Linked DNA regions of Mus musculus: region 1 is linked to region 2. A link is a loop called in an ENCODE intact Hi-C map of the cell type or tissue named here. Cell type or tissue: left cerebral cortex. All regions are shown on one strand. Links, peaks and the distances in the headings refer to the core of each region. The heading gives the core; the rest is flanking DNA.

What was found. Peaks named below come from ENCODE experiments on the same cell type or tissue, not always from the same donor. Only the 100,000 strongest peaks of a DNase experiment are listed, where the experiment ranks them.
Region 1: a loop joins it to region 2, with 2.3 times the contacts of the local background. A loop is called at or near these places in 1 of 42 quality-filtered maps.

Annotation. Positions count from the first base shown.
Region 1 is chr1:151,988,896-152,005,445 of GRCm38, forward strand. The region is part of intron 2 of 1700025G04Rik (RIKEN cDNA 1700025G04 gene); the gene reads right to left. Among named protein-coding and RNA genes, the nearest start is that of 1700025G04Rik, 93 kb to the right of the region's middle. In left cerebral cortex, for the core only: no CTCF peak of the experiment used is centred there; DNase peaks (open chromatin) are centred at 10,173, 10,704 and 11,775; H3K27ac peaks cover 1,002 bases.
Region 2 is chr1:151,806,884-151,822,542 of GRCm38, forward strand. It overlaps Edem3 (ER degradation enhancer, mannosidase alpha-like 3), which reads left to right. Exons shown (of 20, transcript NM_001039644.2): 17 at 483-674; 18 at 1,321-1,486; 19 at 4,636-4,821; 20 at 11,427-15,445. The coding sequence ends at 11,830. Among named protein-coding and RNA genes, the nearest start is that of Edem3, 59 kb to the left of the region's middle. In left cerebral cortex, for the core only: a CTCF peak has its summit at 13,759 (motif pointing right); DNase peaks (open chromatin) are centred at 11,464 and 13,768.

The sequences.
Region 1 (16,550 bases), core at 7,703-12,702, 180 kb after region 2:
TGTACTTCTTGTTGCGTCCTCGTAAAGCCAAAGATCACCTCCAGCTGCCCTCACAGAGCTGCCTTTAGGAGGCTCTATGGCTGGGCCTGGCTTTGACCCACAAACACCATTTTAAGCACTTCAGTCTACTGTTCCCTTCCTTGTGGCCATTTGACTACATCTACCACCTCGTCTTCCAAGATTCACCGTCTGTTGACTGCTCCCCACAATCCGTAAGCGATCAGGCCAATGAGCATTGATCACCTTCACACAAACATCAATGTGTCTGACAGGAGGCTTGCAGATGCTCTGTATCATGCTATGGGGCACGTTTCCCCGGCTGTAAGCACTCCAAAGAATCCCGATGCTCTTAGGGTAGGGATGGTGGGAACAGAGGGAAGGCAGATGAGAGAGCACTGCAGGTTCCCAGTGAGAAATTATCTGAGTGCTTGCTTCAACTCCACATACAGCAATGTTTTAAGTGCACACCGTTCCTCTCCTGTAGCATCAGATGTTGCTACCTGGGGAGTTCTGAAATGGAGAGACTGGGAGCAGGGACCAAAAGCTCAGAGCAGACGAGAAATACAAAAACAGGCACTCAGAGGACCGTGAGGTGTGACAAGAATGGGCGACTTGGAGACTGTGGCAGAAGGACAGAAATGACTTATGGAGGGGAAGGCATACCCGTGCCTCTTTGGGAGTCCTGGCCCCCCAACCAAGGAATAAAGCATTTCAACTAAACAAACACCGAATGTTTAGAGCTTCCCTCTCGTGCTTAGGTTGAGTGCATTGGAGCGTCACCGGGTTCTGTGGCTCCTAGAGAGCAGAAGTGGCTCTCTCCCATGTGCCTGCGCACAGCTGAGCCCTGGACTCTCAAGCAAGCACATCACCATCACCTCCATGCCTGCTCTTCACCTCTCAGCCAGAACCAAATGCAAAAGCGAAGCAGGGACATTAACCTACGAAGGCTCTGACCATATTAATCTCTCAGCCCAGCTTGGGACACTTTCTAAATGCTCAAGTGTCGTGGTCAGGCCACATCGTGAAGCTTCAGGGGATGCCTTTGCTTGGGGGGGGGGGGGAGCTTCTGTTGGTACAAACTTCTACCACTCCAGCCCCGTGGAGAAAACCAGGCGCATGCTTAATCATTCTTCACATGGACCCCAAACTCAGACTGGGTTTGCCATCCCAGCTGACAACTCTAGTTCAGACCCCATCACCACAGAACAATGGGATAGAGCTCTTAACTGCTCTTCCACTCTCACACTCCTCCAAACAGAGACAGAGTCTCATGGCATAGCCCTGGCTGGCCTAGGACTCACTATATAGACTGGGCTAGCTTCAGGCTCACAGAGAAACACCCGCCTCTGCACCCCAAAAGCAGATATTAAAGGGGTACCATACTATGCCTCTCTCTCACCTACAGTTGATTCCCTACATGACAGCCAGGACTGTGCTTTATAAAAGTTCTTTATAACTTTTTGACTAACAAACAACACATACAAACATTTAGAGGACATTGTTCCGTTCCTATACATGTGCAACATGCAATGACCAAATCAGGGTTATGACCCCACTTTGAACACCATTTATCTGTGGCAAAAACATACAAATATCCCTGCTTCTGCTTATTCTCAAACACAAACGACACTGTTATTAACTATGGTCAGTCACCCAACTGTGCATCTGAGTATCAGATTTTCTTCTATGTGACCGTGAGAGTGCATCCATTGATCCTTCTCAGCCTGGGTAATTCTTTAAGTTTAAAATCAAAGTCAGACTTCATCCACTGGGAACCCTCTCCTGCATCTTGGCCTCAGCTCCTGGGTCTAGCTGCTCCTCTCTGAGTATCACCTGGGCACCAGAGTCTCAAGCTTCCCTCCTGGGCCCCCCAGACAGCTCCTTCTCAGACAGCTGGCCTAGGGTTCCTCTTCTGTAAACATTCTGCTGTCTCAAGCGCTCTCCTGGCTTCCTGCTTTCGGGTGTGTGCAAAGGACAACTCCTTGACTTTTCCTGGTCACCCTGTCACCTGCTGATCCCATGTCTTTCTCTGGGTGTCCTCTTCCCTATCCGATGGTACTTATCTGTCCTTCCAGCTATTGCCAGGCTCATTTCCGGTTTTATGATCCTTGGTTGTCTAATCAAGTCAGTAAAACGGGCACTGTCCAATTACATCTTTCATCTGCTGGCAAGAGTCAAGCTTTCTTTTAATAATATTTGCACAATTAGTATTTCTTAAGTGGGTACTTCTGATTTTGAGAACTAAAACCACAGCGTTTTCTCTCTAACACTTTGCTAATCTAATAGCTGCGTCAGGAAAACTTGGTAAGGTACAGGAGAACAGCCTTTCTCTCAAGACAGGAGCAATGTGAGGTAAAGACATTTCTTGATTGAAAGGAGGTAATCAGAACTAGAAATTTAATGAAAAAAAATGCTGCCACGTGGATGACATAATAGATGCAAAGGCTCTCGGTACATTAAAACTAAACGCCATCTTCATATATAATCTGACAATTTCCTCTGTGGATGCTTATCAAGATCAGCAGTGACATTTACATAGTAAAGCGCGAATGTCCATGGCTGGAAGAGAATTCAAATGTAATTTAGTTTGTTTTGAGTATGGTTTTCAAATGGAAATGCAGCATGGTCTGGATAGAGATTTGGGGCCCGTGTTGCTTTGCTTGCAGCTTGAGGGACTTGTGCAGTGTGGAGGATGCGCTATTTTATAGTATGCAGATGTGCTATTTCTGGTTTGCCTTTATTCTTCTACCTTCCATTCTGTTTTAACTTCTATTTTGTACTGTATGTGTATGTGCACCACCTGAGTGCAATGCCTCAGGAGGCCAGAGAGGGCGCTGAATCTCCTGCAACCAGAGTCTCAGGTACTTGCAAGCCACTTAACATGGGTGCTGGGAATGGAGACCCTATGCAAGGGCAGTATGTGCTCTTAACTCCTGAGTTGTCTCTCCAGCCCCACGTGATTTCTTAATAGTCATACACAAATGCTCATTAAATCATTTTAACTAAATTTTGAATATTTGTATACATACATGTTCATATATGAATATTCATATAACTCCAAATATGGGTTATGAGTAAAAGGAAGTGGACTACAGAAACTATGTTTGATTCTCACAGTCTTCATCCCTCCCCACTTATGGCCCTTTTTAGCTAAGCTTTTATTAGAAAAAAATCTTAAGAACTTTCAAAGATAATTTCTATGCATGCTTATACAGTAACGGATAGTTATATGTTAGCAGAACTTTTATATACACACTACTATTGTGACATTAATTATCTGATACATACAGTTTTTATATGGTCCAAGGAGCTCAAGAGCCAAGCAATACCAAACATCAGATGAGTTTCAAGAAATCTGCATCCAAACGCTGGTACCCTTTGCTTTCCTTGGAATCACACTACCCAGAGGATAGCACCCAGAGTTGGCTCAGAAAGTTACAATAAGAGGGCATGTCTTTTGAGTTCTGATGTCACTGCCACCTGAAGAGTCACAGTAGTCACCACTTCCTAGTGACTATCTATGGCTGACCATATGGCAGGCCAGAGACAAGAAAGCCTCACTTATATAGTGCTTAATAAATCAGTGAGACGGGTGATCTAAGGTGTTCTACCACTGAATTGGAAGCTTCTAGAACAAAGACACTGTCTCTGGACGTTTTTCCAAATCCCTCTCCATGCCTAACATTCCAGCTTCCTCACTTCCTCTTTCAATAGTACTGATGAAATGAGGCTTGGGAATCAAAAAGAGGAGAGTGTCTGACCAGATGCTATAAGAAGTGACCGGTGCGACCTTCAGAATACTCATGAATGTTGTCTCGAGACCTAACCACGTCTCCAAAGACCTAACCTTCAACATTACATGGGGAGTTAGAATCTCATTATATTAACTTGAGAGGTGACATGAACATTTAGAGCATGAACATCAGGGCACTGGTGGACAGGGGACTGGTGGACAGGGGACTGGTGGACAGGGCACTGATGGACAGGGGACTGGTGGACAGGGGACTAGTGGACATTTGGGCCACAGGACACTCACTGCTCTTTAGTGCTTGATTTCTGTCCCCAGTTTCTCGCTGAATAGTTTGCTATACATTTCTTGTAAAACAGTTTAAAGTCTGAGAGCAGGATGCCTCAATCTATATCTTTGGTACTCATACCCAGCAAGCATACAGTGTCTTCTCCTATAGACTCATTCCCATGGAACACTCTTAACTCTCTAACTAGCCAATCAACACTCCTTACGGAGGACTAATAGCTTAGGAGCACTTAAGTGGCTGGGGCGATTTTCCTCACAGTTTAGAACATTGTAATCAGAAATGCAATTAAACTGTGACAACAATGTATGACCACAAACTGCTCAACTGAAAATACTTCAGAGCTGAAGAATACTTAAGGGAGGGCTATACCATACTCTTGCTGTCTCATGGAGGTGCACATCTCACGGATACTATGTCTCTCCTGCTGTCCCTCAGGAATGAAGTAGTAGTGCAGACTCCTCCCAATGTGTCTCATTCTTCCCCTTTGGAAATAGGCAAAGATTCAGAACTCCCTGAAGCAATGGGAGCAACTTAAATCTTAAGGTGGTGATGACTCCCAAAGCTTAGTGGTTGTCTGTGTGTGAGTGCATGCATGTGTGTTTGTATGTGTGTGTGTATGAATACATAGCATGTGTACAGGTATGCATTCACATGTGTCTATATTCATTTAGAGGCCAAAGGTGGATACTGAGTGTTTTCCTCAATCACCCTCCACCTATATTCTGAGACAGAATTGTGTCACTCAATGTGGAGCTCACGGTTTTGATGAGACTGGCTGGCCAGAGAACTCCAGATACCCACCTGTCTTTACCTGCACTACACCTGGCTTTTATTTGTGTGTTGGCATTGAGCTCAGGTCACTTGGCCATTTTACCAGCTTCCTTGATGGTCTTCATGAAGAGTATCTGCATGTAACCTAAGATGTGCAAACATCATTTCTTTGAAGACCCCAGCAATTCAAAAGAATAAGTAGGTCATGTCCAATCCCAAAAGACAAAGGCTATGCTGTCATACCGTGATTTAGCTGGCTTTGTCACAGTTTAGTAATAATGTCCTCTCAGCATACATGTGAGCCTGTGCTCTGGAACTATTGTTTCAGGACCCATATTATCTAATATGAGGTAAGGGCGACCATCAAAGGAATTAGCTCTCCATCTACTAGACTTTTTTCTAGCATTTTCCAGATGTTCAGCCAATTTCCAGGTCTGTAACATGATTCTTAAACTGTCTGTGTGAGCTTTTTTGGGGGAATAAGTGTGAAATTCCTAAATATTTAGGGCTCCTTTCCTGATGTGAGGTTTTCTATCTGATTTCTTGCTTATTTGTTCAGACCCCAGTATCCTCTAGACAGACCTCACATGCACCGCATCACGTCTTGAGTCTTCTGCCTGTACCAGCACCATGTCTCAGAATCACTGGCTCTTTTGTTTGTTCATCTTTTATGCAAAGACTTTAATCATGCTTTGTGTGTGTCCACCCAGAGCCTGTGCTGAGGCACCCTCCGCTGTATCACCACAGGATACTGACACTGTACGCCAAGATATCCATCTGTCACCACTTATTAGTTCCCTAAAGGCAGAAATTAGTTTTGCCCGTCTGGTCTGTATGAGCTGTGATGCCTAGTGTGGTGTCCAAAGCACGCAAAACAGTCAGCAAATGTTTTGCAGACTGACAAGGGACACAAAGACTTGAATGAAACTAGATCAGACCCATCTGTTTACCTGAGGAAACATACCACCACACAGATCCCTATGTCCCAAAGCTATTTCCAGACATAGTCTGCTTTCCTGAGGGAGCAAATCTGCATTGCTCAAAAATACAACTGAAGCCCTTTGCAGGTTGGAAACTTTTAAATTATATTTATCAAAATAAATAGTTGCACTGGATAATGGGCTTTAATTATAAAAATAAGGAATTTATATTTATAATTCAAATCACCTAAATTCAAAATTCAAAATCACCTGAAACTATCAAAGGAAGACTATTATTGCTAATGTTGGTGGAAGGCTCCTCAACACCTTCTTTCTTTATGCATATGACATAGAATATTACATATATTACAAATAAAATGTACAGACAGGTATGGCACCATATGCCTCCAATTGCGACAGAGACAGACAATTGCCATGAGACCAGCCTGGGTAGATAAATGGGCTGTAGGCTAGCCAGAGCTACCCTGTAAGGCTCAACAACAACAACAACAACAACAACAACAACAACAAGAAAACCCAAATGTTCAGCAAGACAGCTCAGCCGGTAAAGGTGCCTTCTGCCAGGCTTGATGACCTGAGTTCAATCTCAGGGCCTATGTAGTGGAAGGAAAGACTGACTCTCACAAAATGTCCTCTGACCTCCACATGTGCACTATGGTGCACACATAAATAAATCAATAAATAGATGAGCAAACAAGTAAATATAACAGAATGAAACTCTTGAGAAGCCATCATAAATAAGGCATGCTGTGCGATGTCTCCTTGTGCCTTTTTCTTTAAAGCACTGCAGGATCACTGATCTCTTGACGGCTCAATGGCGCACATGTCCGGACAGTGAGGGAGACCTTTGAGCATACAGGTGTGGACAACATCTGCCTGTCTAGTTATCTCCTAATTAAAGAAGAAAAAGCAAAACTGGAGGAGCAAAAGGCATAATTATTTAAATCCCATATGCACACTGCTATCCTGTGCTCCAGAAAAAAAAAACAAAAAACAAAATTCTGGTTTGACATTACTCATTAGAACATAAGACAGATGTCTACTCCTGCCTAGTTTGAGGTGGTAAAAACCGCTTTGTTTTACTTTCTTTTTGTGGGGATGGGGATTGGGTGGAAATGGAGGTTGGTTGGGAATGGGGGTGGGTGAGGATAGGAGTTATTTACTATGAGCGGTTGAATATTTTCTGTCTGCTTATTGAACTCTTGGCAACTTTTCTATAACTTGCCTGGTCGCAAGTTTAGTTCAGTGTTCCCTTAGGATGTTCTTTGTTTGTAGATTTCAGCTAGTATTTTTTTTAAAAAATTTTTCCCATATTTACCTTATTTGTTTTGCAAATGGTCTTCACAGTTTGACAGTTGTCTTTTAACTTAGCTTACAGTGGTTTGTTTAGTTAATGCCACACAGCGGCTTTAGATTTTCATGCAGCCAAACGTGTCAGCTTGTTTTTATGGGATCAGATTTCATAGCATTATAGGGAAGACATTTTGCAACCTAAGATTATAAAGGCACTTGGCCAGGCTGGCTGGCCGGGGAGCCCCTGTTCTCCTTCTCTGCCCTGAGTTTACAAAGCACGTGATGCCATCACAGCTGGCACTTTGGAAAAAAAAATTACTAGGTAAAACGTATTTTTACTCTGAGTTTTATGCATGCATAGAATGTATTGTATCCATTTTCACATTCCATTAACCCCACCCCCTCCTTTCTCTGAAACATTTCTTCTTCCCATGTCGCCCCTCCCATACTTCCCTGTCTTCTGTGTGTGTGAGCTACTGTGTTTCATTAGGTTTCCTGTGTGAGCACAAGTGGGAGGTATTCCTGGAGAATAAGCAACGTATTAGTAGCTACCTCACTGAAGAGACTGTCAATCAACTCTCACGGAGTAGTGGGGAGTAGTGGGGTCTCATCAGCTCCTCCCCTTTCCATGATGAAATGTTGACTGAGCCAATCTTGGGCATGTCTTGTGTAAATAACCACATCTATGGTGAGTTCTTAAGTGCAACCCGCTATGTCTTACCCAGAAGAGCTCTTTTGGAACACGCCTCCCATCCTCCATCTCTTCCATCCTTCCGTGATGTTCTCCGGGTCATACATGCATGGTTTTTACATGGGCCCTACCTAGGGACGGAACTTCCCTCATGCTTGTGTGGGAACGCTTTATGGACTGAGGTTAACTCCTCAGCACCACACTTCTTATCTTACATTTACATCTTATCTTACATTTACATCGTTAGATTCATTTGGAGGGCCAGAGAGTGGAGGCCCAGAGAAATGGCAGGTCACCTGCGGTCATGCCTGGTGACCTGAGTTCTGCTGCTGGGACCCACATGGTGACATCGGGGAAGGAGAGAGCCAACTCCTGCAAGTTGTCCTCTGGCCTCCACAAATACACTGTAACAGGTATGCACAAAGGTATATAAGCATGCGCACGCGCTAGTTTCATCTGGAAATTCTTAATAATTCAATTTTAATATTATGAATATTCTTCATAGATGCAATGTGAGGTGAAATGATCCCTATTTTGTGTGTCATTTTAAATTTTCATTTAGTTCTAGATGCAGTTCTCTATGACAGCCACAGGCACCGTCAGCATCTTGTTTCCTCATTGTCAATGCACTGCTTCACAAATAAATATCTTTCTGGAAACATCCTTAGTCCATATATAGGAAGAGCTGGGAAATCACAGGGAAAATACACACAGACACACACACACACTTACACACAGACACACACACTCTCACACACACACTCTCTCTCACACATACACACTTACACACACTCTCACACACTCACACACATACATACACTCACACACACTCACACTCTCTCACACACACACAATCTCTCTCACACACACACACACACTCACTCATACACACACACACATACATACACTCACACACACACACACACACACACTCACACATTAATTTATGTCTGGCAATATGGCTTGGATTTGGAGTCCTCTAAAGGTTTACACATTGAAGGCCTGGTTCAGAGATGAAACATGCGGCAGGCCATGATGACTTTGACCTCATCAGTGGACACAATGTTTTGTTTTGTTTTGTTTTAATTCATAATTCAATCGAACTACTGAGAGGTGGGGAAACTTCAGCACGAGGTCTAGTTTGAGGAAGAGGTCCGCTGGTCCTTCCTCATTTTCTCTTTGCTTCCTTGCCCGATGAATGAGCCTTCTCTGCCACTTTACTTCTACTGCCATGACTTCTATTTGACCTCAGGCCCAACGAACTGGAGCCAGCCAGCACAGGCTGAAACCGTGAACCAAAATAAGGCCCTACCCCCTGAAGTTGTTTACTGGGGTATGTGGTCACAGCAATAAAAAACACACAACAAATACAGCATTAAGCTGTACGGTGGGAAAATTTTAAAAGCATACTTAGATGGAAATATGCCTATTGTTGTGGGTTGGCCTGAGGCTGCTTGTATTCTAATGCTAAACCTGGCTCCTCAAGAGGTAGTTGCCCCCTACAAGCAGATCATCAGGTGTTCAACTGATGCCATGTGAGCCTTCTCCCCATTTTAACTGTCAGATAAAGGCTAAAACCTGTGATTAGGGCAGTGGAGGGCAAAGGTGGGACTGGAGGCTTGAGAGGGAGTTGCAAGAAGGGAGAGAGAAGGGGAGCGAGGAAGAAGGCTGGTGGAAGAGGAAGTCGCCATGAACCAGAATTGCATGATCAGGAGAAACAGCAAGTGATAAGGGGCCTTATGGCAGGGGAATAAGAAAGTATAGCCCAAGACCTGCCCAATCTAGGCGTAGGGCTTATAATTAAAATATCTGGATTGTGTGTCTTTTATACAGGCTTAATAGGATTATAAACCCCAGCAACATCTTATCATATTTATTATTTCTAAGTCATAACCTTTACCTTTCTTGTTTAACAGACACACACACACACACACCTTACATAGACAGAAGTTCTGATTAGGCCAAGACAGAAGAGAATGACCATAGTAACACAAATAATTCAGGCTCATGAATCAATTGTTCAAGTCTGTTGAATGTGACAACCCTAAGAAAATGATAATGATTTTCTCAAGTTAAATCGCAAAGGACCGATCAACAACTTTGAGAAGTCACAGCTGCATACATAAGCACGCATGTCTTCAGGCTGCCAACAGGATGGTGGAGATTAACAGTTGGCACCCTTTCACTGCTTATCATGTGTCCCCAAGTAGTACAGAAAAGCTTAACATACAAGAATGCGTCGAAGGCCCAACAACTCCGTGCAAAGTCCTGGTATCGCCCATACTGCACAGACAGAACCTAAGCCAATGAGAAGCTCACGAGTCTGACAAGTCTATGTATCTGTGTGTGAGGAGCTCAGCCAGGCTTTGAAGCCAGTTTGCCAGATTTCATAGCTGTGTGGTTAACATGATTGTACTTCAACTCCACCAAAAATAACCCTAATTACCACAGTAGAATCTCCAGACATCCTCACTTAACAGCCAAGGCTGAGTTAAAGCAGGCAGTTAGCAATTACTTCCCCAAAGCTCCTAAGCACAGGCTAGTTTAGATTCAACGTCCCCCAACCCCAACAGATACGTTTATTCCTGAAGGGGAGCGCCCTCAGGCAAGCTACCCTCCTCATTATATAAACAGTCCCACTTCTTTAGCTATGTGACCAGGATAGGCCTTAGCTTCAGCCTCCTCCTCTCAAACAGAGGTAATAGTATTAACAACCGCATGTGGAAAAGACTTAGGAACTGTAATCAAGAGTCCAGTAGTATGTTTTTAACGCCATGGAATAATTCAGTAGAGAAAGCAGCAGCCATGCTCAAGCCCCAGGGTGGATCTCTACACAGGAACATCAGAGACGAAATGAGGCCAATCTGCCAGGTGGGTGAAGCAACATGGAGACTGCCAGGAGATGCCCATGAAACATCCGTTGTTACACAGCCAGGATTCCGGGAAGAAGTCACAGTTTCAAATTCTCTGATGTCATTTTGGAAGGAAACACTGAGAACTGCTTAAGGTGAAGAGACGCTCCCAGTCCCACTCCTGTTGATGAGTCACTTCTGGAGAACTCCCCCCCAGCACCAGCCAGCCTTGCCTGCAGCTCGGGTTCCCTGGGCCTCACCGGAGGATGCCAGATGCACCAGCAGCTTCACTGTGGCCTTCCACCAGGCCGAGCTCACTTCCCTTTAGCCAGCTACAGAAACACAAGGCTTCTGGAGGGGAAGCTGAGTGACTAAAGGAATCTGCTGGGACCCCTTGGGAATCCTGAGGGCTCTGAGGTAATCCTGTAATGGTAACCCTGTCACAGGTTCTGCCAGATCAAAGGCTCTTTCCTGTTGGAGTCAGGCTGCCTGTAACACTGAATGGTATATGACCCTATCTTTCACTTACGTCCATATCCAACAGCAAGGGAACAGGCTCTCAGTGCTCGCTGACAGTGAGGAAAAATTAGCATTTGGGAATATTTCCCGGGAGTGAATATATGTGTGCATGTGTATGTATACATACATATGTATGTACATATATATATACACACACATACACATTTGTATCCCAAAATTTACATATATACACACACATTTATATATAAACATAAATAAAAACAAGCTCATACGTGTGTGTATATATGTATACATACACACATATAAACAAAAATTTACACATATATAAATGTATATATATTTATATATGAACTATATATGAGTATATACATATGGACGCTGAGCTAAACAGTGTGTGTGTGTGTGTGTGTGTGTGTATGTGTGTGTGTTATTACCTGATAGTGGAGTCCGGTACACTAGAGTCCCTCTCTCAGGCTGCTTTGAAGATGAAGTAAGGGATGTGTGACGTGCTTAATATGGCGTACAACACATTGTAGAAACAACTGCCATTGGCTACTTGGTATGAAACAGGCAGTTTTTAGAAAACACTGAATTAATTCAGGATCTCCAAGGTCTCCAGAAGCAACTTCCCTCAGGCAGTAGAGTTTTGATTCTCAAAGGCTTTAAGTAACAAAGCAGGCTGTACTTTTATTACGAAAGCAGTAGTTAAAACTCTTGGCCCGCACGTCAGAGTTCTGTAATTTATGAAGTCTGTGTGGGCTTCTAGCCATGCAAAGCCTACTGAGCCCTTATTTGAAGCATCAAGATATCTTCCAAGACTACACTAGGATATGCTCTTCCCATCTTGAGTTAAGGCTTTTTGTTTTGTTTTTCAGTTTCTTACTGGTAAACAGAAATTATACAAGGCAATAGATTTTACTGAGGCATTTCCATGCATATGTCTAAAAAGTAATTTAGTCATACCATTTTCCTTTATCTTTTTCAGTCTCTTTATCTACTTTAGTCTTTTTTTTACTTTTAAGTCTCTTTCCCCAAAACTCTGCATATGAGAGAAAACAGACAAACCTGTCTGTGTGTAAATGGCTTATTTTATCAACACAAAGATCTCAAGTTCCATTCATTTTTCTGCACACAACCTCATTTTGTTCTTTCTAACTAAATAAAACCCACTGCCTGTGCAGACCACCTTTACTTTATTCAGTCACCCTCTTAAGGGTGCCCTGGCTGACTCCATAGCATGGTCTTACACTCAGAGATCTGACTCTCCCTTTTGAATGCTGGAATTAAAGGCATGTGCCACCATGCCTGGCCTGGCGTCTTAGCATTCCTAGTGGCTACATTAAAAAACAGCAGGTGCATGTAATTTTAATAATACAATTTACCTAATCTGATAGATCCAAATTATCACTTGAATATATGATCAATAGTGATTAATGAGCTAATTTTTTTGGTTATTTTCCATATTAGCTCTTCATTTAGTGCAAAATGTAAAAAGCATCTCAGACTGGGCCACATCATCCATGCTTCAGAGTCACGTGTGGCTAATGGCTGTGGTCCCACACAGAGTCACATTATCCTCTCTGTAATTATCCTATGAGCAAAGTGTCCTTAATGAATCTTCACTTTGTGCAATCAAAATTATGAGGGATACACAGTGAATTATTACTTTGCCTCCCACTGCTCCGCAATTCTAAGTACATTGGGAACATTTTATCATTTAATCTTCAACGTGGCCCTGATAAATTGGTCCCTACAACATTTAAACAGGCAGCAATGTATGTCATGTTCCAAGTTATGAACCATCAAGGGTGAGAATATAACTAAGTCCACATGAAGGAGAGCAGCTAGGTTTCTGGTTGCTGGCCGGCTGCTTGATCTTACAATGCCATCCAAAAGACTTTTACTACAATGATCTATGCACCTCTGTTTAAAGGGCTGCTGTAAACATCGGGTGCTCCTGAAACCAAACTCAGCAGCAGTCAGAGCCGGTTTAGTTATAAAATGAGGATGGAACGGTCAGTGTTTAACTTGATCCCTGGGCATTCCTCCTTCATCCTGCACTTAGCCCTATGGAAACCTGGTCCCTCTAAAGACCATGCATTTCCTACCCACAGCTGGCTAACCAGCTTATAAGAGAGATCACACCTATCAACAAATACATGATTTATTTAAAAAACAAACAAACAAAAAACCCACAGAACAACTAAAACTGGGATGAGAAGAAAGAGAAGATTCAGAGACCTTAGAAATGGCTCGTGCATGCGTGTGCGCGCGTGTGTGCGTGGTGCGTGCATGCAACAGTCTACCTTGGATAAAGTATTTGAAAAGATGAAGGCAGTAGAAACGGCACAGGGCAGCCTGGCCTTCCTCACATGGATGAGAGCAGCTGTTTGAAAAGTCTGGCAACTCTGTGAAGAGTGAACCGCAGCAGAGGCTCAACCCCGTTTCGGACAGTAGAGTGCTGTTGTGTGTGTGGTCCTCGCCAGTGCGCTTCGCTTGCTGGCGATGCCAGGACACCAGCCAACCCATAAGCACTCGGATGCTGTGTGACAGTCAGTAGCTCTCATTTCCTTGGAGCTCTCTACCTCTCTTTGAAAATTGCTCCCAAGAGATCCACCAAAGAGAGAAATACTGCATCACTGTATTGCCCTAACACTGCGTTGCCACACTAAGTTGGAGGTAATTACTGTACAGTAACAGAGCGCCGACCTGGTCGGTGGGTGACAAAAGATATTAAATGGATAATGACAAGCCAGATACTTAACTTGCACTATCAGTGGTAATATTGGCATAGGAGATCTTCTCCTTGCAAACTAGTTCAAGTAGAGATATATAAGCAGGACATAGCTTGTTATATTTAAACTGCAGCATTCAGTAACATGGTGGGTCCAGCATTTTCTTCAATACTGAGTTCTGGGATTTCTACTGCCAGACCTTAGTAAAGCTAGAAAAAGAATCTCTCATGACTGGTGAAGTTTCTCCCACCCTTATATTCCTGCTTTATTTAACATTATGCTACAAACTTGTAAATATGTAAATGAAACTAACCAGATAATAAATAGTGGGGTAAATAAAACTTCAATGAGTACTAGGGAGGTTAAAAAAACAACAGCAGCAACAAACCTCAGCTGATTCTTTAATTGTACTTCCTAGATTTGGACTACACAGACGCACAGAGCTAGCAGGGACTAGGTAGACCTGGAATAGTCCAATTCCCCAGATTCTAGCTGCTCCCTGCACGCACATCCTTGCTACGAATACAATATGGTCAGCATGCACTTTAATCCCTCTTGAGTTTGGGCCTTTTACACCTGCTTTAGCTAGTGAGCTGTGGCGCACAGGTAACTATCCTTAGGAACCACCCATATGTGCGATTCACGGTCTTGCTCTTCTTAGCAAGGATATTTTGCCCTCAGTGGCTTCTGGTGTATAGGACCGGGAGGGTGAGAGATGAGTTACATGACACCCAGATGACCCAGAAATAAAACAAGCTCTAGCTGTTGCAAACCACTGAGACCAAGAGTCTACCCAGCAACCTCTGAAGAGCTGAATATACTGTATACTAAAATCACCAAATCTTGCCCTAAGACTTTCTCTCCAAAGATTGTAATTTAATATGTATTTTTTCTATAAGTTAACCCTGACTTGGATTTCTTCACTTATATCGCATGTTCCATTCAAACTAGATTTTTTAAAATAACTCTTGAATCTGTCTCACAGGATTTCAAGCCTTTTCTTATCTAGCTCTCTCCTAAACTCTTATCCAACAAGTTTGGATTCTTCCAGGCCAGGTTCATATGCCACCACTATAAAGAATCCATTCATACAGGCTCCCTGGTTGTTGGTTCAGTCTCTGTGAGCCGCTGTGAGTCCCTAGGCCTTTGCACATATGTCATGGTTGTATAGCTTGGTCTTCTGTGGGATTCCTAACAGTGGGCACAGGGGCTTGTCTGACTCTGATGCCTGCCCTTGGGACCCTTCTTCCTACTGGGCTGCCTCACCTCTCCTTAACAGGTGCTTAGTCTTACTGCAATGGGATATGCCATGGCTGGCTGATATCCATGGCAGGCCTGCCATTTTCTGAAGAGAAATGGAGGAGGACTGGAAGTAGCAGCAGTGGTAGGGAGTGGTAGGAGGGACTGGGAGAAGAAGAGAGAGAGGAAACTGTGGTCAGGAAGTAAATATATACATATATATAATACATATATTATGTATATATGTGTATACACATATATGGCGAATATGTGTGTGTGTGTATGTGTGTATATGGGGAAATATATGTATGTGTGTATATATATACATATATACACATATATACATACATATACATACACACATATATATATATACATACACACACACACACACACACACACACACACACACACATATATGCTTCCTAACCACAGTGTGTGTGTGTAAAAAGAATTCATTCTGATTCTACCTTTAAAGTTACTATGATAGGTATTGTATGGTATTTGGTTTATTTTGTCTCACAACACTTCCTTATCCTCTCACAAAGTCGAGGATAGCAAGAGCTATGCTATATTTGCCTCTGTAATTTCCATGACGTTTAGCCAAAGGCCTTAAACACTATTCTGCAGTGGGAGCAAGGGATGAAGTGGTGAGCCAGGGCCCGAGATACGTGGATGCTGACACTGAAGAGCTGGGCAGCTTTGAAGCAGCCAGCTTTTTGTGATTCAGCCTCTCCATATGCAAATTGAGACAGCACATATTTCACAGGATTGTTGTGAAAATTCAACATGAAAATGAATGCAAATGCCTCCCGGGATTGACATATGGTGGCAGCTCCACCCGCAGTAGCTCCATCATCACAGCGATCATGACAGACCATCACAGAGGTTAGTTTAAAAACATCTTTGATGGTGGATCATTTTCTCTCAGAAGCTAAGCATTAAAGGGTCACAATAATGGTTCTATTTCCAATTAGCTGTTTTCCCATTAGATGAGGTTGCAGTAGCTGGTGTCTGGCTTTATTAAGATGCTCAAATATCCATTATTTTCCTCTATCCTTTAAGTCCTCCAGGTAATCACCACAACAAATTTGTTACAGGAATAAAACTTCTCATTCATTAGCGCACATTAATGTAACAGTGGAAATCCCAGTTCAAAAACAATCGTTACCATGAATCAAAGGCCAGGGTTGGGAAGATGGCTCAGTTAGTTTAGAGCTTGCTTTATATGACAAAGACCTGAGTCTTGTTCCCCAGAACTCATACAGAAAGGCCAGGCTTGGTGGCGCATGCTTATAATCCCAGCATTGGAGAGATGGAGACAGGCTGGGCCCTGGGACTTATCCAGTTAGTGAGACACTATGTCAAAACAAAACAAAACAAAACAAGCAAAAACCACCCAAGGCGGACTGTGCTTGAGGGTAGGTATCTGGCCTCTACACACATGCACACACTTTCAGGCATGTGCACACACGTACAGCTAGACACTTTACAACAGATAACACTGTCTG
Region 2 (15,659 bases), core at 10,660-15,659:
TCTTTAACAGTATCCTGTTTCCGCTGCTAGCTTTGAGTGGTTGATGTCTCGGACATGTGCAAATGAACACGTGTATATGCTCATTCTGAACTTTACCCTAAACCCGCCTTCAGTATCTCAGCCTCTATCCGCCCTAACTTGAATTGTGTTTTTCTCTGACAGCAGAAGCTTTCTTTTCCTTCAAAGGGGAAGCCAGTAGAGGTAAACAAGCTAGGGCATTTGATATAGGACAGTTTCAAGTCTCCCCCAGAGCTGGCGTGTATAGATGGAATGTAACAGTGAGAAAAGTTGCAGACAATTGTTTTCAGAAAATTTAATTGATGAAAGTAGTGTATTGAGGTCAAGTTAGATTGCAGATATTTAGTGGGAACCTTAACTAAAAGGAGAGAAATTCCACGCACAGTTTGTAATTTAGGACATCAAAAGGATGGGGAAATTTGCAGGAGGACAGCTAAGTTCCACTGAATCTGTCTCTTTCATAGGCTGCTAGTTCAATTGATGCTGAAGATGGGTTACGGTTCATGCAGGAGATGATAGAGCTGTCCAGTCAGCAACAGAAGGAGCAGCAGCTGCCTCCACGAGCTGTCCAGATTATCTCCCACCCGTTTTTTGGCAGGGTCGTCTTAACTGCTGGACCAGCTCAGTTTGGGCTGGATCTATCTAAACACAAAGAGGTATGTGCACTCTTGTAAGCTTACTGGAGTTTAAATAGTAAGTATTTGACTTGTCTCTTAGTAGCTTTACGTGTAGAAGTTGGGGGACTCAGTGGTGGAAACACATACTCAGCTGAGTGAGACCTGGTTTTAGTCCACAGCACAGCACAGCGCTACCTGAGCATCCAGCTCCTCCATTTTAATTAAAGTGTTCTTGAGTGGCTGTCTGGCTGAGTGGCTGCAGTCATTAGAGTGCTTGCTGTGCACATATGAAGACCTGAGTCCACCCCCAGCATTAAAGCCAGGCATGTCAGTGCCTTCTTTTAATCCCAGCACTGGAAGCAGAAGCAGGAGGATCTCTGAGGATCCCTTGGGCAGCCTGTGATCCCCAAGTTCTGTGAGAAACCCAGGCTCAAAAGATGGTGGATGAGACTGATGATTGACCTATAGCTTTTGTAGGTGTGCACACACACACACACACACACACACACACACACACACACACACACGGGAGGGAGGGAGGGAGGGAGGGAGGGAGGGAGGGAGGGAGGGAGGGAGGGAGGGAGGGAGGGAGGGAGAACGAACCCTTTCCTTAAAGCTCATGCTACCAAAATTAAATGACTAGGTTATAATTGAAGATGATGTAGGTTGCTTTTATTTCTGACAGACACGAGGATTTGTTGCAAGCAGTAAACCATATAATGGTTGTTCAGAGCTCACTAACCCTGAGGCAGTGATGGGAAAAATTGCCTTGATACAAAGAGGACAGTGCATGTTTGCAGAAAAGGCACGCAACATTCAGAATGCTGGCGCCATCGGTGGCATTGTGATCGGTGAGTGGTCCCCTGGGTCACCGTATTGGGCAGAGTAGATGATCGGGGCCTTGTCCTTTTATGTTTTAAAATCTTGTTAAAGCGGTGTTGAGGTTATTTATATTTTGACAACATAAAGGAGAGCTGGCTCAGTGACGTGATCATTTCTTGACAATCCAGAGGTTTCTGTATATTGATGTCAGCGAAAATACTTGGGGTGAGGTGGGAGGGTCAGAGTGCTGCAAAAGTGCCCACCCGCTGGAGAAGAAACTGCCCTTGAGACCTACAGTTCCCAGGTAAGAGCTCACTCAGCCACCTGCAGGGGCAGCCTCTAGAGACTTCTGTCCCTCCACAGGGTGGCAGGCTTTGGAATCCCATACCTGTGGGCGCAGCTCATGGCTCTGCCGCAGTCTGGTAGTGCAATGTTAGCACTACCAGTTATTTGGTATCTTTTCTTTCTGAAAAGGGTTTTGTGAGCTACATAATACTGAGCAACACATAAGCACTAGATGGTAGGACATTTTATCCCTGTGGACTTTTCCCATTGAATTTACAAATGACCAGTTTTAGCTGATTTTGCCCATGTGTTTTGCTATTCTTTACCCCCTCTCTTTTTCCCCCTAACAAGCCATGATTATCAGCAAGAATGTAAACTTTTATATGTCTAAGGTAAAAAGGCATTTACATTTAGAAAGAAGTGGAAGACTGGAATCCCACATCAGTTGTGAAGTGACTGGGAAAGTTCGTTTTGCATTTTTTCTTTTCCTTAATTAGCATCCATTTCTACACTGAGAGTACATAAGACATTTAAAGGGCTGGGGGATGGTATTGAGGGGGTGACCCTGCTTTTGACTTTAGCATCATGAAAACCAAAATGTGAATACTTAAATATTTAGATTTACTTCAGCAAAGATTATTTACTATTCCCTTTATTTATTCTATATGGGTACTAAAATGTTGGTTTAAGTGAATAAATTTTATTAGTTAAAAGTTTTAGGAGAAATTGTGTTTAATAATTTAAACCCAGATTGGGCATGGATCTGCTAGCTTGTGTCTCAGTTTAGCTGTTGCTGAGACACAGCCAAAGTGACTCATGTAAATACTGTCTCTGCATGCTTTGAATTTACAGTTGGGTAGTTCCAACAGCGTTCACTATGTGACCAGTTACAGGAAAATTTTTCTGACTCCTCACGTGTCGTTTTCAAGTGTGTAAATGTACAGGTTTGTGTGTGCATGCACATGTGCATGGAGGCCAGAGGTCAACATTAGTGTCTTCTCAGCTGTTCTCCATCTTATTTTCTGAAACGAAGTCTTTTACGGAGCTCAGGAATTAGCTAGATTGACTGGCCAGTGAACGCTGAGGGTCTGCCCATTGCCCTAAGCCCCAGTGCTAGCGTTTCAGATGTGTATCACAGTACCCAGCTTCTCTGCAGGTATCAGGCATCCAAATTTGCATCCTCATGCTGTGTGGTAGGTGCGGTACCAGCTGAGCCCCTTCCCAGCCCCTAAGTCATCCTGTTTGTTCTTGGCTATTTTCACATTGAGGCTACTCTTACTGAAGAACTTAGTAGCTTATTGTCACTATGATTTTGAGCATTTCTTACTTACCAAGACTTAAAAACAGAGATTTAAAGTAAAACACGTAGTGTAGGATGTATACATCAATCTTTTAAAAAATATCTGTATATAAGATTATCCCAGTTTCTGGGCAAGAGTCTTCATGATGTTCTATGATATATAAAGACTGTCGGGCTGGAGAGATGGCTTAGCGGTTAAGAGCAGTGACTGCTCTTCCAGAGGTCCTGAGTTCAATTCCCAGCAACCACATAGTGGCTCACAACCATCTGTAATGGGATCTGATACCCACTTCTGGTGTGTCTGAAGACAGCTACAGTGTAGTGTATTCATATATGTAAAATAAGTAAATCTTTAAAAAAAAAAAAAAAAGACCGTCAGGTCAGACATTTTCTTTAGTAGCTATTGGTGCAAAATCCTATACTGGGTTTTGTGGAACAAAAAAATGATATTTTGTTGTTGTTGTTCTCAGAAATTTTAATTAAAAGCAAGAAATTTAATGTTTGTGACTTCTTTCCCCTAAGTTTTTTCCTGATAAGGCAATTTTTAAATTTTGAGTAAATTTGTATTTTTATTTAATTTTTTATTATGAGGACTAAAAATACAAATTACCTTAGAAAGCATGTGACTACAGGAGGTAATAATTTACTTGTTATTTTAAGAAAGGAGGTTGTTTATTATATGGGAAGGGATGATTTTCATTCAGCCCAAGAGTAGGACTTATATCTGGGAAACTCTATGCACTGAGCGTTGCTGTAGCTGACAGGTCCCACCTTTCTTTTCACTGGAGCTGTCTCAGCTTTGGGTCTCTTGTAGCTGTGCCTCCTCCCGCTCCTACTCCCTCTCCCTCTCTGTCCACAGTTCCCAAAAGGCAGCCAGGCACACAGTCCCAGTCACTTACATGGACTGTTTACAGGCAGAGACAGTGTTTCTGTGTGGCAGTTCTAGGATCACAGCAGGTCACAGGTCAGACGGCCATCCTTTGTCTGATCAGTCATTACTAAGAGAAAGACACACTGTTGCCAGGACTCTCCTTTACTCAGGGATACTTCAGTATCACTGCTGTGTGATACTGAAAGGGGATATGATTGACATTTACATGGTCAGAGAATTTAACTGGTAATTAACCAGTGTGAAATAACAATACTGTCTAGTTCCGCTTATTCCCAGGCAAGTAATCCCTGGTCTAAAGTTGGTGACTTCAGAGCATTTTACAGTTCTGAAGTCGGAATGTTCAAACTGTAACAAAACCATTAGAGGAAATCTAAAAGTTCGCTCACAGTTAGACCTGTGTGATCCTGCTCATTAAATTCTTCCCTGTGGAGGCTTTTCCTTACACATAGGAAGATAGTCCAGTCATGAGACTGGTGTGCTGTACTTTCCACATACTGTTTTCTGTGTCGAGTAATTCATAATAATTTATTGAGGGTGGTTTATAATTGTGCAGTCTAGAAAACTTCTTTTGCTGCTTTCAATTATTTCCTTGGGATAAATCATAAAATTAGCTCATCTAAAGGTTATACTTGTTTTGGGGGCATAAGAGCATTTCCATTAGCAGGTAACAAGCGCTGACTCCCTCTTTGTTTTCTGGCCAGATGACAACGAGGGGAGCAGTAGCGACACGGCCCCCCTGTTCCAGATGGCCGGCGATGGGAAGGACACAGACGACATCAAGATCCCCATGCTGTTCCTGTTCAGCAAGGAAGGCAGCATCATCCTGGACGCCATCCGCGAGCACGAGCAGGTGGAGGTGCTCCTTTCTGACAAAGCGAGAGACCGAGGTAAGAGCCAGGGCGGGCAGCCTGCCGACCAAAGTCACCTAGGCTCGCTGCTTTTACTTTTAGTTCACTGGTAAAGCAAGGAACAATGTTAGATGGTGGTTTAGAATTTTTCTCTTGGAAACAATAGTAATTTATTGTTTTTATTTTATTAATATTATTAGCATTTATTATTTTTACTATTTTCATATTATATAATATAAATTAAATTATAAATAAGGTGTTTAAAATAATTTACTATTAATATTAGGAAATATTAATAGTAATTTATTATTATAAATAGTAAAAAATTTGTTTTGCTGACTGAATTAGAATGCTTTCAGAATTACATTTTGCATGCAGGGTGTGGCATACAGTATGGTAGTAGTGGTCTTCCCGGCAACCTGTACTGTCATGTCCACTCTTTATGACAACTCTAGAAAGGCCGCAGCGCCTCATCTCATGGGGATTTACACTACAGGAGTTACAAACGGAAAGTTCTCGGGAAACCACTGTGTAAAGGCCGCACAAGTTTTCACACCTGAGGAGATGGGGGACCTGAGGGGAAGTGGGATGTCAGATGTAGGCTATGATCCTGCTCCTGGTAGCAGTCATTCTAAGCCGCAGTATAGAGGACACTGTCCTCACCCATCTCCCTTAAATGAACGCTGTGATATGGTGTGTAAGGGGTTGTGAGTGTTAACAGATGCTCAAAACCACTTAGTTCCCAGACGAGACATCTTTTTTAAATGTGAACAGTACAGTGCTATCCTAGTCAGTCTTTTGTCTTTTTGTACTGCTTTGTTCTTTGAGAGTCTCTGAATTGATAGCTATTTGAGAGCCGTGGAGTGAATGAGTCGGGTGTGTAAGGATGTGTAGCCATGGAGACAGAATATGAGCAGGTCCTCATCTTCTCAAACCCTCCTGTGTACTTGATTTCCTTTTCCCGGGGCCCTTTTTCAAAATTCACTCCCTTCCTGCTCCGCTGTGCATCAAACACAGACAAGTTAAAATTACTGTATAACTCTGTAATGCCTTTGCTTTCCCTTTCTTGTGCTGCCATTGGAATTCAGCAGCCATATTAAAAGGTAAAATGATTCCAAGCTACATTATTAACAGTAGTAAGTATCTTGCATTAAAAAACAATTATATATGCATGTGTATGTATGTACTACACACATATGCATATATAATTTTGTTTTAATAAACCAATTATATATATATATATAATTTTGCTTCATTGAGTACCATAATATATGACTTAATGTAATTTATAACTTCCATGTCCAGTCAATTGTCCAATAATAATAATTCTTTATCGATCCTTCCAGAATCAATCCTATTAATTATATAGTCCATACTCTAGCTGAATTCACTAATCCATGCCCATGCATGAGTCACCCTGACAGCAGCATTGTTATATAAGAGACTATTACTTTTCATCATTTTTTTGTTTACAAAGTAAAATATTTAAAATACTGGCTTGTTTAAAGCTCCTGTGAGGTGAGAGGTACACAGCAGTTGAGGCTGTGTGATTATGGGAAAGCAAGTGTCCCATACCAGGGTGAGTGTAAGGAAGACGGCTGTCAGTTTCACTAGAAAAGACTTGCTAAAGGATAGTAGTCCCTTAAAAACTATGTGTTAAGAAGGAATTATGTAAGTAATATTTTAGAGCACTTTGATAGTCTGAGACTTTATTGAGCTGTTAATATTATAGTGTTGTTTGATAAAGGGTTTTAAGGTTTGTGTATATAATAGTGCTTTGAGAAATGTATAACTGTGTTAGCCAACCCAACAAGTTCTAATTATATAATATTTATCACTGTAAGATAGATCAGTGGTACTAACTCTATTGGATCAGCCACTTTCCTCACTTAGGATAATGTTCTAAGAAGTTAAATTCTGTAGTGGTTCTCAATAGCTTGTCCCATACCATCACCACCTCATGTGCTTTGCCAGCATCAGCAGTGGCTGATGTGCTTGGTAGAAGTGGATGCTCCTGCATTCCCTACTGTGCTGAGTTAGAGTCTGAATCCCACACTTGGACATACTCAGCAGACTATTGTAGTACCGTAGTTCTTCACTTGTACTTTGACAGACATGGGACGACACCCAGAAGACCTTTCTGTCTCTTAGCTCTGCGTCACGAGTTCTAGTTAGAGTTATGTAAGGGACCGTCAAGTAATAAGCACCTAATGCAAGCAGCAGAATGTCTTCAGAACATCCTTCCAAAATGATGTCACATTCCTTGTTGATGAGAAGACCTTTGCACGTATAACACAGGAAATAGAAGCCCCAGACAAGCTTCCTCCTAGACCCTAGATGATTAGAATGTCTATATCTGTTGCTGCCCTTCTACCTGCTAGCAACAGGGTTCAGATATTATACATTCTTTAGAGGCGAAAGCACTACAAATTTATCAAGTAGAACTGTTGCTTCCTTGGGGAAACTGTTGACACTTCTAAAGTTAAGTTATCAACACACAGTTTTAACACTGTGTCTCTTAGTGTCTCATTGCTTCAAATTTTGAATTTTAAAATTTAAAAATTCCAGCCCTGTCTCACAAACAAACAAAAAATGTGTTGGTTATCTTTAAATTGATGCAGTTTACAATTTACAGTCAGCTTTCCTCTTCTCCTTCTCTCTCTCTTTTTTTTTTTTTTTTTTTTTTTTTGGTTTTCCTAGACATGGTTTCTCTGTGTAGCCCTGGCTGTCCTGGAACTCACTCTGTAGTCCAGGCTGGCCTTGAACTCAGAAATCTACCTGCCTCTGCCTCCCGAGTGCTGGGATTAAAGGCGTGCGCCACCATGTCCTCTTCTCCTTGTTCTTCAGGAAAGCATCAGCATTTAAAGATCCAGTATGCTCTCAAGCTTTCAGCCTACAAAACAGGCAGCGCTCTGTGCCCTAAAGCCTAGAGACAAACGCTCTCAAGGCCGCTCTTGTGTGTGTGTGTGTGTGTGTGTGTGTGTGTGTGGCAGGTAAAACATCAGACAGGAAATGAAAGAGAGATTAAAAGAAAGAGTCCTGTCTTATAAACTGCCCTGAATTGAAGCCAAGCAGTCTCAGTCCTCAGATAACCCATCCAACGTAGGTTTCAGTGTGACTGCCCTGGTGCTGGGCTGCGCAAGACTGTCGTAAAGGTCTGATTCCAGCAAGGGTAGCCTCAGACTTGAGCCGATGGCTCTCTGCCTGGAGAGGAGTACCCAGCGTTATGGTCAGGTTCTGGGTTTTTACATCCCTGTGACTCTTTTCTTCATTGAGAAGTTCAGCTATTCTATTCTCAAATCAAATGCCACCTTCTGTATGACATTTTTCTTCTCACTCTTGGCAGAATATAAGGGTTTTTTTCCTCTTATAGTTCAATGATTGTATTGTATGATTGTTTAATATATAGCTCTTCTTAACTATGAGGTTTGCTCTTACTTACCATAGAATGTGCTGGTGAGTGAATGATTGTATAGCATGCAAACTCAACTTTTCACCAATGTTATCTTCCCCTTTGATTAGTAAGACCCACTAATGTTCCTTGGACTTTTCTTGGCTTTTTGATGTGCCATTTCTGCATCAACATTACACCCTTTAGACAGTGACAGGTACCTCCTTTGAATCTTTGTTCCTCTCAGATCAGAGCCCAGGCTGGCTTGGCTGCTGTCCCTGCTCCTTCTTGTCCTGTGGGTCCACAGGCTTTTACAGATGGCCGTGCCTGTGCTTCTGCTCTCCTGACCTATGTGCTTGTTCCTCTGCAAGTTACTTAAGTTTTGTTGTGAATACATTTCACATGGTATCTCTTCCCATACTGAATCTGTTTAGAATTTCAGCTTTAATTCAAAAACTAAAAGAAGTAGAAACGAGATTCATTTTTAAATCATGTATTTGCATATTTTTTATAGTGTGTGAAAACTGTTAAATGTGACGAAGTCCTGTTCTGGAACATATCTATAAATTTAATCAGCTCTTATTTTTACTGTCATTGTATATTTTAAGCAATCTGAGCTGTATACCTGTCATAAATTTGTTTTGAAGGTTTTTTTAAAATTTATATTAGGGAAGATGTACAGTTTCACTGTTAGATGCTGGGCTTCTACTGAGGAGTAGAAGTTTTTTTTACAATGTTTTTTATTAACTTTGGTAGTATTTCTTAAAATTAGGTTTGGTTTATGTCTTAGTGTTCTGTTGCTGTGAAGAGACACCATGACCATGGCAACTCTTTTTTTTTGGTTTGTCGAGACAGGGTTTCTCTGTGTAGCCCTGGCTGTCCTGGACACGGCAACTCTTATAAAGGAAGACATGTAATTGGGACTGGCTTACAGTTTCAGAGGCTTAGTCCATTATCTTCATGGCAGGAAGCATGGTAGCATCCAGGCAGACATGGTGCTAGAGAGGTAGCTGAGAGTTCTGTGTCAGCAGCAGGAAGAGAGAGAGAGACACTGGGCCTGACTTGAGCATTTGAACCTCAAATCCTACCCCAGTGGTGTGCTTCCTCCAGCAAGGCCACACCTCCTAATAGTGCAGCTCTCTGTGGGCTCTGGGGGCCATTTTCTTCAAGCCACCAGACTTTAGTTTCAGTATAAGTCATAGTCTAAAAATATAGGTAATACTTGTATTCTTTCTATATTTACCTTGGTTATTCTGTTGCTTATGGCATTACCTAGACACCAGATCATAATGTAACCTCTGAAGGGTCTCAGCCACATGCAGTCTTCCTTACTCGACAGGACAGGCCTGCACCCGCCCTGCCCTTCTAGACTTGAGTAGTGCAAAGCGAAGCCTGAGGACTTTGCTGTTCTTGAACCTATGGTCGTCTAGTGCTGAGCTCCCTCTTTGTTTAATCTCACCCCCATGGTTCCTAACTTTTTACTTAATTGTGCCTCTTTCACAGCTCAGAACCCTGAGATGGTAAAATAATAAGAGAAATAAGGCATTTCATTGAAAAGAAAAGAGAAGGAAACTAAGATGTCTACACCTTCAGCTCCCCTGCAAAAAACTAACAAGAAAACCAGAAACCCAATTGTGTTAAGTTGCTTTTCTGTTACTGTGACAAAATACCACTACAAAGGCAGCTTAGAGAAGAGTTTGATTTAGATAACATTTCCACAGGGCTAGAATCTGTAATGGCTGTGGCAGCATGGCAGCAGGCAGCTGAGAGGTCACATCTTCAGCCTTAGCCAGAAACCAGAGAGAAAATGGAAGCGGGCCTAGGCTATGAACCTCCCAAAGTTCATCCCGAGTGACCACGTCCTCCAGGAAGACTCTGCCTCCTAAACTTTCCCAAATAGCACCAAACAGGGCGCCTGGGACCAAGTGTCAACACTCAGGTCTGTGGGTGACGACAGTTCTTCCTTAAACCATCCACAGACTCTAACCCTCAACTGGAGAGAGTAAGTGTGTGTGCTCATGTGTGTGAGGAACTTCCCTAAGGCAATGAGAGAGAGCTGCTGAGAGCGGGCGGTGCGTGCTCACCCGCATGTGCCTGCCTGTCCGCATTTCCTCCGGGTTAGTTGGGTTTTTAGTAGGTCCATTTTCTTCCCTCTCCGACCCCATGCTCTGCTTCCTTTCAGAAGGGGCCCTCAGATGTTATCACTGCAAGCTTTCCTTGTAGCCTGTGCCTAGCTCCCTGATTAAAAGCGGGGTATTTCTCTTATGTGCACACATAACCAGTTTTTGTGGATATTGTTTTCTCGTTGGGCTGTGAGATGCTTAAAGACAGATATAGTGTTAGTTTTCACTCCTCATTTTCTCTCCGGCACCAGGCAGCTGGCAGAGTTCTGTTGGCTGCATTGCAGAAAGAAGGCAAGTGGGATGTGGGCAGTAGGTGACAAGGCCACTAAATACTGCAGTGTAGGAACTCAGAGGACTTCCAGGGCTTCATATTTGATGTTCATTACAAAAGCTGTACCTGCTTAGGCTCCTAGTGAATTTTAGAATAACTTTAATACACAGTAATAGCTTTATTAACAATCTCAGTTTATGAAAATATTTCGATGAGTCATATTAATGCCTGTAGCCATCATGTTTTTTTGTTTGACTCTAAGTGGATCACTGAGTGGTAATTTCACTTTTCCAACAAATATGATTTCAAGTTTTAGCAATGATATATGCTATTAAAATTTATTGCATTTAGGATGTTTTTGTGTACAAGCTTTCTTGAACTTAGGTGTTAATAAATTGTATATGTATACCTGATTGTATGTGTAGGGGTGTGTGTGTGTGTGTGTGTGTGTGTGTGTGTGTGTGTGTGTGTGTGTGCTTATACAGAAACATGGAGGCCATAGGATCCTTTGGAATTGGAGTTACAGGTATCTGTGAGACACCAGCTTGTTACATGGCATTGTCCAACAAGCACTCTTAGCTACTGAGTCGTCTCTAGTCATGATGGTGAAATTTTATATGCATTTTAACATGTTTGTTTGGTGCTTTTGTTACTTATTAATCCTCATCCAAGTCAGGGCTATGCTGTTAGTTATTATTACTCCTTTCCATTGGGAGGGACACTGGTTTTCACTGCCAGCACACTCACAGCTGTCATTGATTGGCTGCTTTATTTATTTTACTGCAGAAACCAGGTGACTTTGTAAATGTGGTGCAGTTTTTAAGAGGGAGAGTGATGTGTTTGCTTCTTTCCTGTGCAGATCCCGAAATGGAAAATGAAGACCAGCCATCTTCTGAAAATGATTCTCAGAATCAGAGCGCAGAGCAGATGCTCTCGCTTTCTCAGACAGTCGACTTGGCTGATAAGGAGAGCCCTGAACACCCTGCAGATTCTCACTCAGAGGCGTCTCCATCGGACAGTGAAGAGGCTGCTGGCTTTGCCCCCTCTGAACAGATATCTGGGTCCACCGAAAACCACGAGACTACAAGCCTTGATGGTGAATGTACAGACTTAGATAACCAAGTTCAAGAACAATCAGAAACTGAGGAAGATTCCAGTCCTAATGTCAGCTGGGGTACAAAGGCCCAGCCTATAGACTCCATATTAGCAGACTGGAATGAAGACATAGAAGCATTTGAAATGATGGAGAAGGATGAACTATGACTCTCTGGAAAGACTCTGGTGGTAGATATTTAAAAGGAAGAGGTAAACTGTGGTTTGTGACACCCACCCTGTACCAAGCAGGCTCTCCTGGGAGGCTCTGAGCATTGCTCAAGCGCGTTCTGACTGGGGTAAGTAGCCACCATAGGAACCTGGAGCACGCTGTGTTAGAGCTGACCACTGAAACTGCCCCATCCAAAGTGGAGACTCACAAGCCCTCAGATGGCGGTATCCCTGGCCAGGGAAAGATGACTGCCCACTCCTGGGTAGACAAGAAGCAAATTCAGCTAATGGAACCTGGGAACAGAGTCAGTGTCGCTTTCTGATTGAAGAAAGCTTCACTGCCTTGGGCTTGGGGAAGATTTGAGCGAGTATTGTGGCATCTCGGCTTTGCTGCCTTCACAGGAACTCTCTAAGTGACCTACGGGTTCTGAAGCAGATGCATTTACGGCAATGACAGTTTCTGCGCATCGCTGTTACATGCTTCAATCAGTGACAAATGGCCAGGACGACTTGATTTCTTTTCCTCTCCCAACAATGACCTTAGCATTTAACCAAAGCTGAGCCCAGTGTACTTTTCCCATAGGTCTCCGTAAAGACCTACTACGGGGCCATGGAGAGGGTCCGGTAGATAGTGTGGAAATTTGTTGCTTACTGCTCGGGGTAAATAGAGAAGGAGAAACTGTAATGTTGCAATATCAACTTCCCGTTGGGGGAAGCTATGACTACTCTAGATGGAACTCAGCATTAGGTCCTGGTGGGGTAGATTGGAAGTCTTTTCTAGTTCATTTCTCTTAAGGTGGTTCCTCTAACCATCAGCCTTACTCCATCCATTTTAGTATGCAGTTTGAGATGGAAGGCTCGTCTCCAAGCCCTGCTCCATCTCCCTATCTTATAGAGCCATGAGAAACCATGGTAGTAGACTGTAGTCCCGGGGTGACTACTGTCTTTCTCCTTTGAAGCTGGAGTCTGTCACATTTTCTGTTAAATCATGGGTTTAGGTTTGTTTTGTTTTGTTTTAACAAATACTCCTTCCTTCTAATGTGGACTTGAAAATTAGTCTCTGGTGACCTGTGTAAAAACTATATAGCCATATAAGTAAAAGAAAAAGATTTTTTGGGGGTGTGTGTGGCAGTCTGGAGCTGGTCACATTTAATTATTTTTGGTTTTGCTTATTGATACTTCTACATTGAAATCATGGTTTTATTCATTTTATTTATTTTTGAACTTGTTTTAATTGCTTCTAAAGGAATATTTGAGGGACTTCATTCCTTTTTACCATGGCATTACACAGTAACTTTTCTCTACAACGTGGTTTTGAGGTACTGAATGACTTAGGTTATCTATGGAGCCATGAATGACAGCAGTGCTGTGCTGTAGTTGTGTAAGTTCATGTCTTAGGTCCCAGGTAAGCGTGCCCTTTTATAAGGGAATAAATACCTGTTTTCAAAAGGTCCAAATAAATGATTGGTCAGTGAGTGATGAATCTTAGAGAATTCCTTGGGGCCGGGGTAGCATGGCAAGGCCTTCATTAACTCGTAGTTAAACCTGACAGCAAACATGGGTATTTTAGTCTCTCTGCATGGGAAGTTTGGTGTGAGAAGATAGAACCGTAATACATAGAGTATACAGAAGGGGAGATGTGCTTCGTTTTATTTCATTGCAAAGCTGCCAAAATAGCTGACGCTTAATTACTTGACTTGATTTCTAGGACTGGGGCTTGGAGGAAGGGAACAGATGTTCCTTGGCGACTTTGATTACAGAAGCCTTCTATGGATTGATTTTGTATTTGTAGCTCAAAGCCATTGTTGACTAAATCAAACTCTGCTAAGTTATCAAAGCCGCATATTTTTTTCCTTTGAGAACTTAAGGGCATGAAGGGGAGCCCATGGCACATTAGGAAAAGCCAGCGACTGCCACTTACATTCCTTTGGCCACTAGGAGGAGCTGTTGCCCTTCATTAAGGCACCTATTGATTTGTTTAGGAAAACCAAATCCTTTAAAGAAATAAATTTAAGACATTTTACTTACTAACTAGAAGGAATAATACTCAGTTCCCCCTACTTAAGAAAAGAGGAATACGTTCAGCGTCAGAACACAACATTCTAACTGAGTCTCCATCCATTTTTGTATTTGACATACTGCCTGCCACAAAGTAGTCTTTTGAGTTCACTAGGAAATTCCAACAGCATAGATTTTTAAAAAATTTTTTTTTCATTGTTGTTGATGTTTGTTAAAAACCTTTCATAGATATTTTATTTACTTGCTGAAGATTCAGGGACTTCTGAGACCCTGAGTTTAGAAACATCTGGTCTACCTCAGTTAAATGTTGACTGCTTAGAAATAGAGCTGAAATGATCACCACAGCCATAAAATTGTTTGACTAAGAAAGATTTATATAATGTTTACAAACCTGGAATCAAGTGCGGATATTACCTGAAAGCTAAAGGTTAGCTGTTAAGAGCAAGTATTTAATTCAGGTATTTTTCAAGTTTTAAAACTTGTTTACCAAGTAAAATTAGGTATTTTTTTTCTTCACATAAAAACTCCATTGAAATTATATGCCCTAATTTGCAATATTTTCCCCATAAAATTTAAATGTGAAAGAACAGTAATTTACTAGATATGTTTTGGGTGGGGTATTTTGTTAAGTAGGTTTTCTTTTTTCTCTTTAACCTATGTAATAAGCTTCCAAAAAAAGTATAATTGTTTTAGAACAAATTATTTTGTAATTTTCCTTTTCCTTTTTCTTTACAGTATTAGATACTTTTAAGTGAAAAATTATGCACTCTCTGACTTCAATTTCACTAATGTAATTATTTTCTCGGGAATTCTTTTAGATCTAAATTACCATCATATTAACTTTTCTTATACAAAGCCAGCGTTTGTTCTCTCACCAGACTCCATGCCAGATCCATCATAAGAAAGCTCAGCCTAAGTAATTCAAATAGTGCTTACAACTTTAGGGGGAGGGAGGGTAGCATTCAGTCAATACTCCAACTGGTTGTTTATGCACAAGGCTACAGTCAGAACATAGAAAAAAAACATTCTGTGAATGAAACATTGTATGTTCAGATTTTATAAAAGACATTTTTAAAAGCCCAATTTACAGCCGTATATTTTCTTATGATGTAATTTATGAAAAAGCTGTCTGTACTAACAGGTGCTGTAACACTACTGTCGTTGGGTTTTGTTGTTTGGTGATAAATGTATACAATATTTCTAATGGAAACTATGTACTGTGATGTAAAAGTCTGGGCAAAATGTATATAATCCTTGTATATAATTGTGTATTTGATTATATTACTGATTGTAAATTTAATAAAACATGTAAATATTCTGGTCTAGTTTTAAATTTCAAATTTTTAGAATCATTGTACAAATATCTAGAATTTGGTGTCTCTGTTTTCCTTTTGTCTCTCTTTACCCCAGGGCAATGAATTTGCAGGTGTTTTGTGGTATAGAAACCCATGCAAGCATCAGTTCTAAAACTCAAATAGTACCTCGTACAAACTACAGTTTAAAAAAAGTAATAATTCTCTGTCATTGTTGGTAACATTTGTGTCTGAATTTACTTATACTTAATAAAATTACTTGCCCTCTTTTAATATTATCATCAAAAGTAGGTTCATTAGTCCTTTTCTATTCCTGTGTTGAAAGCCATGACCAAAAGCAGCTTTGGGTTTATGGTCCCCAAGGGTCAGAGCCCATCATCATCATGGCAGGGAGTGGCAGCCATCAGACGAGGTGGCACAAGATCGGAGAGCACACATCTAGAACCAGAAGCAGGAAACAGCAAACTGTAGTGGCAGAAGCAAGGCCATGCCTCTAA